2 separate regions of the Homo sapiens genome follow, and region 2 is linked to region 1. The links are chromatin contacts, found by Hi-C or POLR2A ChIA-PET in ENCODE. All regions are on one chromosome and are shown on one strand. The core of a region is the stretch at or near the end of the contact, and the rest is flanking DNA. Distances in the headings are between cores, read along the strand shown.

Region 1 (5,595 bases), core at 2,778-5,277:
CTGTATACATGTATATGCTGTATATGTATATACTGTATATGTATAGTATATATATGCAGGGTATAGTGATGGAGGAGATGTAAAAGGGGCTTCTAGGGACTGGTTATGTTCTGTTTGTTGAACTGAATGCTGTTTACGTGGTTGGGTTCGTTAAGAAAATTCTTTGCATAGTGTGTGGTGACGCACACCTGTAATCCCAGCACTCAGTGAGGCAGAGGCAGGAGGGTCACTTGAGCCCAGGAATTCGAGACCAGCCTGGGCAACATAGTGAGGCCCCCATCTCCACAAAAAGGAAAAAAAGGGTAACGTGACATTTTTTAGCCAGCGCTGGATCCAAAAAAATAAAAATAAAATCTTTGCGTGTACAAAACATAAATGGCTTGTACACTTTTATTTTCATGAAAAGTTTACAAAACAAAATCCAAGCTGATAAGTATGTATTTCATATTTTATCAAACCAGGAGGCATATACTGTCAGGTTTTTTTTGTCTTCTAGTCATCTTGCCTAAAAGGACTCTTCCGCTTTAAGCACCACTTATTTCTCCTTTTCTTTTTTTCTCTTTGCCTCTTTGTTCCCCAATACCTTTTCTTTTCTTTTTTTCTCCTCCCCTTTCTGTTACTCTTCCATAAACACCTGTTCCGTTAATTTAGAGAGAATATAAGAAGGATCAGAGTGAGGATGAAGGAAGGGTGAAGCTGAGCATTTCAGCAGCGTCATGGTCTCAGTCCTGATAAATATGCTACCTAGGGGCGTTCTCCTGCAGGAGCCTCAGTGAAGCCTGCTTCATTCATTCAGCCAGCAGTTAGCAAGCATCTTCCCTGAGTCAGTCCCCTGCCAGGCTCCTAGGAGACCCAGATGAATGAACCTGGTTAGGCAGAGGGAGCATGTGGGCAGGACAGGGGACTGAGCAGGCACCTGGAAGGTCTGGAGAGCTGTGTGCTGCCCTGTGCTACAGCAGGTGTAGAATCGTTTGGGGAAGGCGCAGGACATCTGGATGAATGGAAACAGCATTTCCAACAAAGTCACATGTAAATAGGTACAGAATAATAAAGTGCTAGTTAGGTGCACAGTGCTGAAGAGGCCCAGAGTAAGAGAATAATCGTGGTGAGTGTCTTAGAGGAAATTATTGAGCTACATTTTGTAAGAAGTAAAGGTCTAGATTAGCAGCAAGATAAGTGGGCGGGCACTGGAATTTGGCAGACTATTCTGTAAAAAGACATGGAGGTGGAAATAAGGAAAAAGAAGTAAGGAAAGCCTGAGTTGAGGTTGTTGGTCAAAGGAAAAAAGAGAAGGAACCATGAATGGGACCCCTGTGAAGCAGAGTTCTAACATGTAAATGTCCTGCGGCTACCACAGAATCAATCTTTATCTCCTCCTGTCCTGTAGGCGGTGGGAGCAAGGAAAAGGAGGCAAAACCCCCACAGGAAGACCTGAAAGGGGCGCTGGTGGCACTGACATCAGAGAGGTTTGGGGAAGCCTCTCTCCAGGGCCCTGGGCTCGGAAGGGTCTGTGAGCAGGAGCCTGGTGGCCCTGCAGGCAGTGCGCCTGGGCTTCCTCCTCCCCAGCACGGTGCCATCCCCCTGCCTGACGAAGTCAAAACCCACAGCTCCTTCTGGAAGCCTTTCCAGTGCCCTGAGTGTGGGAAAGGATTCAGTCGGAGCTCCAATCTCGTCAGGCACCAGCGAACCCACGAAGAGAAGTCTTATGGCTGTGTGGAGTGTGGGAAGGGCTTTACCCTGAGAGAATACCTGATGAAGCACCAGAGAACCCACCTGGGAAAGAGGCCCTACGTGTGCAGCGAGTGCTGGAAAACCTTCAGCCAGAGACACCACCTGGAGGTGCACCAGCGCAGCCACACTGGGGAGAAGCCCTACAAGTGCGGGGACTGCTGGAAGAGCTTCAGCCGCAGGCAGCACCTGCAGGTGCACCGGAGGACGCACACCGGGGAGAAGCCCTACACCTGCGAGTGTGGCAAGAGCTTCAGCAGGAATGCCAATCTGGCGGTGCACCGGCGTGCCCACACTGGCGAGAAGCCATATGGGTGCCAGGTGTGCGGGAAGCGGTTCAGCAAAGGGGAGCGGCTGGTCCGACACCAGAGAATCCATACAGGGGAGAAGCCCTACCACTGTCCTGCCTGCGGGCGAAGCTTCAACCAGAGGTCCATCCTCAACCGGCACCAGAAGACCCAGCACCGCCAGGAGCCGCTGGTGCAGTGAGCATAGCAGGTGGCAGGCAGCACCATCATTCATCTTTCTCACTGCAGGGCCTTGCGGGGTGCAAGGTGATGGCTGCAGGAAAGCACTGGTCCCATCGCCTTCCCACCCATTCGCCAACGCGGGAAAGGCAAGGCCTGGCTTACTTAGAGCTTCCAGAGAGCATAGCTGCTTCCATCTCTTACCCAAGTGGTGCTAAACAATTTTTCTTCCAATGTTTGAGGGAAGCAGTCTCCTGCGGTTCAGTTCAGGCTGAGATTTTCTCCTTCAGTGGACTGTCTGTGTCCCCCTGCCGAACAAAGCTGGGAGTAAAGGCAAAACCTTGACACGTGTTGGTAGCTGGGACCTCATCTTCCTGAGGGCTCTGTCTTGCCTGCAGGGTCATAGCTCAGACTCTTCCCCCACCCCCTCTCTTTTCCATTGAACAAACATTTATTGAACATCCTCTGAGCACCTGGCCGTGGGAATGCCGTGGTGAATGAGAGACTAGACGTGATGCCTCTGGGGGTTGTGCGTTGGGGATGCATGCGACAGCCCATGACCCGAGGCATTCTCAGGGTATCTGTGCTGTGTGCCCGTGAGAACATCTTCCCATGACCACTCCTGCCCTCCTGCCCCGTGCTGGATCTTCCCTCCCCAGCTGGGATCTGCTCCCAGGCAACTGTGTGAATTTTACATTATTTGGAGCCTCATCTGTGTCAGGCTATAACATTCTATCCTCATCTGTAAAACTTCCCCGTCCATTATTCCTTGCACTATAACAACTGTCAACACACCAACTATTAGGAAGTTAGTATTTTGCTATTGATCACTGAATAAACATCAGAGTATTTTAAAAAACAGTTCTCTAGAAAGAACTGTTATAATTAAAATGAGTCTGAAAGATGAACTCTAGTATTAATGCCCTATATTTGATGGCACTTTATAGTTCATAAAATTAATTTCACCCCATTCTCATTGGACCCATTTCCCAAGTATTTATTGAGGCCCTGTAACAAACATGTCAGGAACTCTTCTGGGTGCTTGAGACACATCCATGAATAAAATAGGGGGAGAAGCTGTTGACCTCGTAGAGCTTATGTCTCGTGGATGTACCTGATCTTCAGAACCCGTGGATATTCCTGCAAATCCTCTGGGCCTGTATTCATTGCTTTGTCAGCATCTTGCCCTGAAATGCATTTGTCACCTACCTCTTGTTACTAAATGGTCTCTGCCCTCCAGACCCTTGTCATCCAAGGCACTAGGGGTCCTGGACACCCACTGGGGATGATGAGCTGGTAGCGACCTGTTTTGCATGAGTGCCAAGTCAGGAAAAATAAAGATATTTGTAGGCATTAAAAAAAAATACATTTCTTTAAAAATGAGAAGATGCAATATTTGTAAACTGTTGAAGCTTCCTTATTGTGCCATCACTTAAGGGTTTCATTTCTGTTTAAAGTTCTGGAAGCTGCATAACTAGCGTGGACTGACTGCTGTGTCATTGTGCTGTGCCTTTGAACCCTGGCTGAGTGAGTGAGTTTGTCCTTTGTTGATAGTGTCCTATAATTGCAAAATGTGGTTTGTCTTCTGATGCCTCTTAATACCAGATTCTTTTACTGAGATTTTTTTTTTTCATTTTCCATTGTAAATAAGGTAAATGGTAATGACTAACACAAAGCTGTATTACTCAGCCCACTTTGAAACGTGGTTTTATCACCTGTTCTTGTTAGGCAGCATGGTGTCTAATTTTGGCTTAGCAAATGACGCTCCTTGGTCTTCCTGGCTCATTAGCTGTGCCCACGAGGCTGCACTGACTGGGTCGTAAATGTATCTGAGATGTCCACACGGGGCTGCTGCTGCTCCTCTGTAATACTGAGGTCCACATGCAAAATCAGCTTTTTTTCCCCCGTAATTATCAGAGCAGCTAGGCAGGGCTGACAGCCAGGCAGACTCAGTGGGAGGCTTCTGGCCTGAGTGTGGCCTTCCCCAGAGGGTGGTTTTCCAAAGGCAGGTGGGGACTGGGGAGGCCTCGGGGGGCTGCTTGTCATTACCTGAATCACAGATGCTCTTTTGTCATACACAGCCAGCATTCCTCTGGGTTTCAGCAAGTTGGCATATCTTAAGCTTCAGAAGGAGCTGGGCCTTGCTGACTTTCCTATCTGGCCTCTTCCCTATCTCCTGTGGGGCCAAGAGCTTAGGACAGTGTCTCAGAAAAGCCTCTAAGTAGGGGGTTTTTCCCATGGGATTGTGGTAGTCTGATTTTTCATATCTATTCAAATGTTAAGAAATATTTTGTTTTCTGTATTTTTCTATTCTTTAGAAATTTTTTTATAATAGATAATTTCAAACCTATATAAATAAATCCTTATGTATTTATCATTTGACTTTATTATAAACTCATAATCAATCTTGTTTCATCTCTGTCCACTCCTTCCTCCCCGTCTTCCTCCCCCACTGAAGTTTCGAAGTGTATCCCAAGTGTTGTTTATAACCATTTCAGTGTGTACCTGTAAAAGGTAAGGGCGGCTGGGTGTGGTGGCTTACACCTGTGATCCCACCACTTTGGGAGGCCAAGGTGGGATTGCTTGAGAGGAGTTCGAGACCAGCCTGAGCAACATAGTGAGACCTCATCTACAAACAAATATTAACTGGGCATGGGTGGTGCATGCCTGTGGTCCCAGCTATTCAGGAGGCTGAGGCTGGGCATCACTTGACCCCAAGAGGTTGAGGTTGCAGTGAGCCCTGATTGTGCCATTGCACTCCAGCCTGGGAGACAGAGCAAGACCCTGTCTCAAAACAAAACAGTTCCTTAATGTCAAAATATCCAGTGAATTTTAAGAACCCACCTAATTTTTCAATATAATATAATTTGTTGCTTTGTCTCTTAAGGCTTATAATCTGTAGTACTTATCCTTTTCTTCTTGAGATTTATTCATTTTAAAAAACTCGATCATTTATCCTGGAGAGTTTTTTACATTCTGCATTTTCTGTTGTTTTTTTTTTTTTTGAGCTGGAGTCTCGCTCTGTTGCCCAGGCTGGAGTGCAGTGGCACAGTCTCAGCTCACCGCAACCTCCCTGTCCCGGGTTCAAGCGATTCTCCTGCCTCAGCCTCCCAAGTAGCTGGGATTACAGGCATGTGCCACCATGCCCAGCTAATCATTCTGCATTTTCTGTTTGCATACCCATGGCGTGATTTAACATATTTCCCTGCCTTCTGTATTATCTAAAAATGTAGAAGTGTTTAGTGGTGTAATCAGATTCATATTTCACATTTTGGCAAGAACACATTATAGATTGTGACATGCCCTGTTTCTCTTCATATGATTTTAGAAGCCTAGATCTGCTTCTTTCGTTAGTTCTGTAAATGCTTCATCATTTAGTAGTTGGAATATTGTAAGAAAT
Region 2 (5,450 bases), core at 2,884-5,383, 130 kb after region 1:
GGACTTGAAAGATAAGAACAAAATGAGGAGAAAGGGAACAACATTTTTTTTTTTTTGAGACAGAGTCTCGCTGTCACCCAGGCTGGAGTGCAGTGGCCCAATCTCGGCTCACTGCAGGCTCCGCTCCCTGGGGTTCATGCCATTCTCCTGCCTCAGCCTCCAGAGTAGCTGGGACTACAGGTGCCTGCCACCTCTCCAGGGTAATTTTTTGTATTTTTAGTAGAGACGGGGTTTCACCGTGTTAGCCAGGATGGTCTCGATCTCCTGACCTCATGATCCGCCTGCTTCGGCCTCCCAAAGTGCTGGGATTACAGGCATGAGCCACCATGCCTGGCTGGGAACAACATTAATAGAGTTATAATTGGGTTGAAAAGGAGCCCAGCTGGATGGAGCTAGGCACCTGGAAGGTGAGGTCAGTCAGGATGGCCTTGGACTGTGGTAGTCCTTTATATCCACCAGAAATGCCTTAAATTAGTCATTCTCAACCTTGGCTTCACATGAGAAGCAATGGGGAAGCTTTTAAAGCCACACTCTGGGCAAATTAGTTTAGAATTTCTGTGATATCCCAGACATCATGAATTTTTAAAGCTCCCTGGTGATTCCAATGTACAGCTAGTGGTTGGGAGCCACTCTCATGAGAAAGCTTCTCCAAGTTCTGGTTGGGAAGAGCAGCATTCAAAAGTCACAACAAGGTAATCATTACACTTCATGACTGTGCAAAATACTTCCCCATCTTTCCAATCGACTTGAAACTGAATGTAAACTTTGCTCAAGTTCAAGGAGACTGCAGATAATTATGCCATGCTAATCTACATGGGCTTTACATGATGTTTTTGATGCTACAGCTTTTGAACTCCAGAACTGAAGCACCCTTAAAGATCACAGATGGGCCTAATTGATTCTTTGGCCCAGAGAACAAATTAGTAAAAGATTAAACAAGCATATTCTTTTTAAAAAATACAGACCACTCAGTTAAAAGAATTATTAATACAACATTATTTTTATAGAAAATTGACTAACCTGTGTTTCTTTACAAGGTTTGAAGGAGAAGTTCTGAAGGACTCTGATTAGAGCAAGTTTCATGTTCATGAGAGCAAACCTCATGCCAATGCAGTTTCTGGGTCCACTTCCAAAGGGTGTGTATATGTAAGGATCTATGTTGTCCTTGTTCTTCTTGCTGAATCTGGTTCCACGTTGGTAGATTTTTAAAAAGTTAATGACATAATACCCCTAAGAGTTACATGTTAGGGTTTCTTACTTAGGGGCCACCCCTCAACTAGTAGTACACAGGATACTTTTGTGGGCTGGTCATTGAAATCCTGCTATGCTTATTTTGCTATGAGAATTGTAAGCTACAGATCCTTTCTACTCTCCTGACACTATAGGAGCTTTCAGTCTTGTTGAGATGAGATAAATAGTGTTGCAAAGAATACTTATTTCTAAACACTGAAATTATATTCAGGGTGGTGATGTGTCCACACTATAAAAGGCACATAAGTGATGGGACTGACTGATGGAAAAGTAGGTTCCTGCCTCAAGTCACACTTACATTGGTCATGAGGAAGGAGAAGGGGAAATTGTCTTGTACTATTTCAAAATTGTTATTTTGCACTTTCCTTCTCATCTCCTCTCTTGTTTTTCTAATTCTCCTCCTTCTCCTCCTTACCTTGTCTTCTCCCTCCTTCTCCTCCTTCTTCTTCTCTCCATCTCTCCCTCTTTCTCCCCCACACCTCCATAGAATAGTTGAAGTCAGATAATTTACACAGGCATATGATGCTACTGTACCGATGTAATGCAGTATCATCACTGCTTTCTTTGTCTATCTGTTCCAGTAAGCTATAAAATTCTTTGAAGATTAGATGCATGTTTTTTATTAAAATGTTATTCCTAAATATTTGATTATATTTATGAAAAAAATATTCATTTGGGGGACATAATAATAGCATTGTGATCATGTGTTTTTAAAAGAGTCCTTACATTTTGGACACTGATGACCCATAAGGACATAACTGATGACCTTCATCGTAAGTTGTTGGAATTGTGGATGACTGTAGTTTTCTTTTTTCTAGTCTATGGTTTGTAAAGTGTGACAATAATCAATTTGATGATTAAAAAAATCTCTAAATATAAAAATACAAGCAAATAATTATACAACCACATGACTGTCCTGTAGATTAAGAGAGGCAGAATATGCTTGAACCAGGCTGGTTCAGGGAGGGCTCCCTTCCCAGGGGCCTTGTACCTTTCAGGGAGGAACTTCTCAGGCTCTGTCCAGTACTTTGGGTCACGGTGAAGAGCATAGCTTGGAATCATCACCACCACCCCTTTGGGAATGAACATCCCATTGATCTCAACATCTTTTTTGCAGACCCTCTCAAGTCTCATAGCAATTGGGAATAATCTGAGCGTTTCATTCACCACCATGTCAAGATACTCCATCTGTAGCACAGTATCATAGGTGGGTGGTGCCTGGAAAGAACGAAACAGATTTGGATAAATTGAGATTTTGAATTAACTTTTAACTCAGTCCATGCAGTACTAATGAAGTATTAGGAGCTCCAGAGACTAACTCATACTGGTAAAGGATCGAAGCATTTATAAAGTGTTTTAATAACTGTCATGCCCATTGCTGTGCTCAGTGGCCCACTGAGATGTGTGGAGGAGTTATGAAGGTGGGAAGCATTCGGGAAGGCTCTCACCCCAGGGACTGAAATCCTTAGCATAACCGTGTATATATGTCTATATATATATACACACACACATACACACACACATATATATGTGTATATATATGTGTATACACACACTAAAAGGAGGACTTTTGTTATATACAGAAAATGTGGAGAGAAACACTATATTATATAAAATCTCCATAAATAATTTGAGGATAAACTAGTCCCTTTCTATCCCAAAAATGACAAAGAAGGTTCTGGTTGGATGTAACCAGAGAACACGATTTCAGTGCTAGTGGAAGTTATAAAGAGGATAGAACCCCACACAGCCCTGTCCTCACTTGCTGAAACAGTCTCCTAGTTGTTGCTTCAGGGCTGGACTGTAATCTCTGAAGAACATCCCTTTGTGTTCACCTCACTGCCACAGCCGGGCCAGCCCCAAAGCCGTGTCTCTTCATACCACAAAGAATCCCAATTTTGGCAGAGGTCTGAAAACAGTGTGGGTGATATGCACCTAGTATTTGGTGTTATATTTGGAAGGCAATATGATAGTGTTTTAAGACTTTAGCTCAGGAGCCAGATATCCTGGTTCCTAGCTTGGCTTCTTCACCAGTTACTGCCTGACTGGAACATGAGATAGGTGTGGGGAGAGCTGAGTCAGCCTGCACAGCACACCCAGGGCCAGGCTCCGTCAGACTACAGCCAGACCAGAGCAAGTCCTGCCAATATCAGCAGAGCTCACTATCCAACTATGATGTGTGGAGGAGTTATGAAGTGGGGAGACATTCGAGACGGCTCTCACCCCAGGGACTGAAATCCTTAGCATAACCGTGTACTGGTTTTTCTTTCTCATTGAAACAAATGTGACTAATAGGCTATGACCACTAGCATCAAATAACATATGAGAAAGTGATTGTTACCTTTCAAAAAAAAAAGTCACATGTCTGTAACCAAGAAAATAAAAAGAGATAAAAAGAGCAAATTCCTGTGTCCATATGTGGATACAGCTAAGGGGACATCACACACCACTATGGTGCCTGCTGCAAACATGTAATTCACAACCAAAACCAATGTGAAATGAGTGTGAGCAACAAATGCTTATTGTTAGATGCCACTGAGGTTTTTGGAGGTTTTTTACTTAGCATTATTGTAGTAATAGAAAGCAGATGAACCAGAGCCAGCACGTTTTACAAAGATCTTACGCTTCTGCCAGTAGCAACCATTTGCTATGTTTCTTTCTTTTTCTTTTCAGAGCCTTCCTACATAGAGTCAGTGAAAGAATCAGTGATTATGCTTTTTATAAAAATTCTCCTGGGAAGTGGTGAGGAGGCATTTTTGCTAAGGTTTCACCTCCTCCCTCCTTCTCCATGTACCATCCACTCACCTTATTGGGTAAAACTGCATCAATTTCCTCCTGCAGTTTCTGCTGGACATCAGGGTGAGTGGCCAGTTCATACATAATGAAGGAGAGAACACTGCTCGTGGTTTCATAGCCAGCAAAAATAAAGATAATTGATTGGGCCACGAGCTCCAGATCGGACAGAGCTGAAAGGAGAGGAAAGACATTTTAGGTAAATCAGATCAATGTAGGGCATCACAGTTTAGATGAAGAGAAATCTAAGTGAAGCCCTCAAATCCCTAAGGGAAAAGAATAGAAAAGCAATTCAGAGGTACACTGGGGGTGGTTTCATTCTGATGTGTATCTTACAGAACCAGAATAAGGCAAATCATTTTAATCCAGTTTTCCCCAAGGTCTTCGAGAATGTGGGCCATCCACTCCTCCTCATGCCACCCCCGCCACCTGCACAGCTGTGTAATTTCCAGAGAGAGCATTTCCGCATAACATACTCAGTGTTATGGGTGTGTTCCTTGAATGATCCTAAAAGTACTTTATTGTAAGTTAATATGAGGTAGTACTCTCCCCCAAGAAAAATGTAATTTATTTTAGCTACAATATATCTTGACAAACTTTGAGAGAATTTGCAACACTAATGGTTAAATGTAGGGAAAATCAAAGGACGTTTCCCGAAGATATGTTTGAGGGAACTTAAGGGACCAATATTGGTCTACAGACCACTTCTTGGTATTCAAAGTGTGGTCCATGGGTCAGAAGCATCTGAGAGCTCATTAGAAATGCAAAATCTCAAACCCCACCCTTGAACTACTGATTCAAAATCTGAACTTTCACAAGATGCAGTGATTTGTGTGCATAGCCTAGCTTGAGAAGCACGGATTATATCTTTGAGAGGCATCAGGTGATAGATCTAGGCTACAGTTCTCAGAATTGACTATCTCAGGATGTACAAGAATGAGAGATGGACAAAAAGCTAGATGAGTGGTAATTGATTGTAGTCTGATGGATGGCATTAAAATAGCATAAGCTCCTATGATTACAAGTTGGGCCCCTCTTGATTTTTCTCCTGAGAGAAGCTCAGGATGGTCCATCACTGGTCTGTTTGATCAGGACTGGATTAGGACCTTTAGAGACCTGGAACATAGAAATAAATATAATGCCTGCTCCAACCATGTAATTCACAACCAAAACCAATATGAAAGGAGTGTGAGAAAGGTCGACAGAGCTGTGATTTACCAGTGAAGACTTCTGTGATGCAGTTATAAGTAAATTCAACTACCTAATCATAGTATTCAGTTATCATGAACCTGATGATACTGATGTGAAATTGAACTATAATCTCAAAGTTTAGAGCTCTGCTGTCCAATATGGTAGCCACTACCCACTAGTGGCTATTTAAAATCAAATTTTATTAAATTAAACTG

What was found. Hi-C counts contacts between places; a loop is a spot of excess contacts on that map. ChIA-PET counts read pairs that join two places held with the same protein, here RNA polymerase II (POLR2A). Pooled maps may share reads with other maps.
Region 2: a map of mammary epithelial cell shows a loop between it and region 1 (2.3-fold over the local background). The contact joins the promoter of CYP3A4-AS1 here to the enhancer-like site in region 1. A Hi-C loop is called at or near these places in 1 of 168 maps with a recorded cell type or tissue (mammary epithelial cell) and 1 of 50 pooled maps. POLR2A ChIA-PET finds 5 or more read pairs at or near these places in 4 of 52 experiments (MCF 10A, Panc1, activated CD4-positive, alpha-beta T cell and 1 more).

Annotation. Positions count from the first base shown.
Region 1 is chr7:99,627,804-99,633,398 of GRCh38, forward strand. It overlaps ZSCAN25 (zinc finger and SCAN domain containing 25), which reads left to right. Exons shown (of 8, transcript NM_145115.3): 8 at 1,388-4,605. The coding sequence ends at 2,217. Among named protein-coding and RNA genes, the nearest start is that of ZSCAN25, 14 kb to the left of the region's middle. RefSeq lists an enhancer at 2,034-2,680. Within about 2 kb of position 4,028, at least 4 of the 41 ENCODE cell types and tissues checked have a DNase peak (open chromatin) inside an H3K27ac peak, as active enhancers do.
Region 2 is chr7:99,759,799-99,765,248 of GRCh38, forward strand. It overlaps CYP3A4-AS1 (CYP3A4 antisense RNA 1), which reads left to right and starts at 4,134. Exons shown (of 1, transcript NR_198962.1): 1 at 4,134-5,450. It overlaps CYP3A4 (cytochrome P450 family 3 subfamily A member 4), which reads right to left. Exons shown (of 13, transcript NM_017460.6): 10 at 4,057-4,217; 11 at 2,243-2,469; 12 at 1,021-1,183. RefSeq lists an enhancer at 3,833-4,113.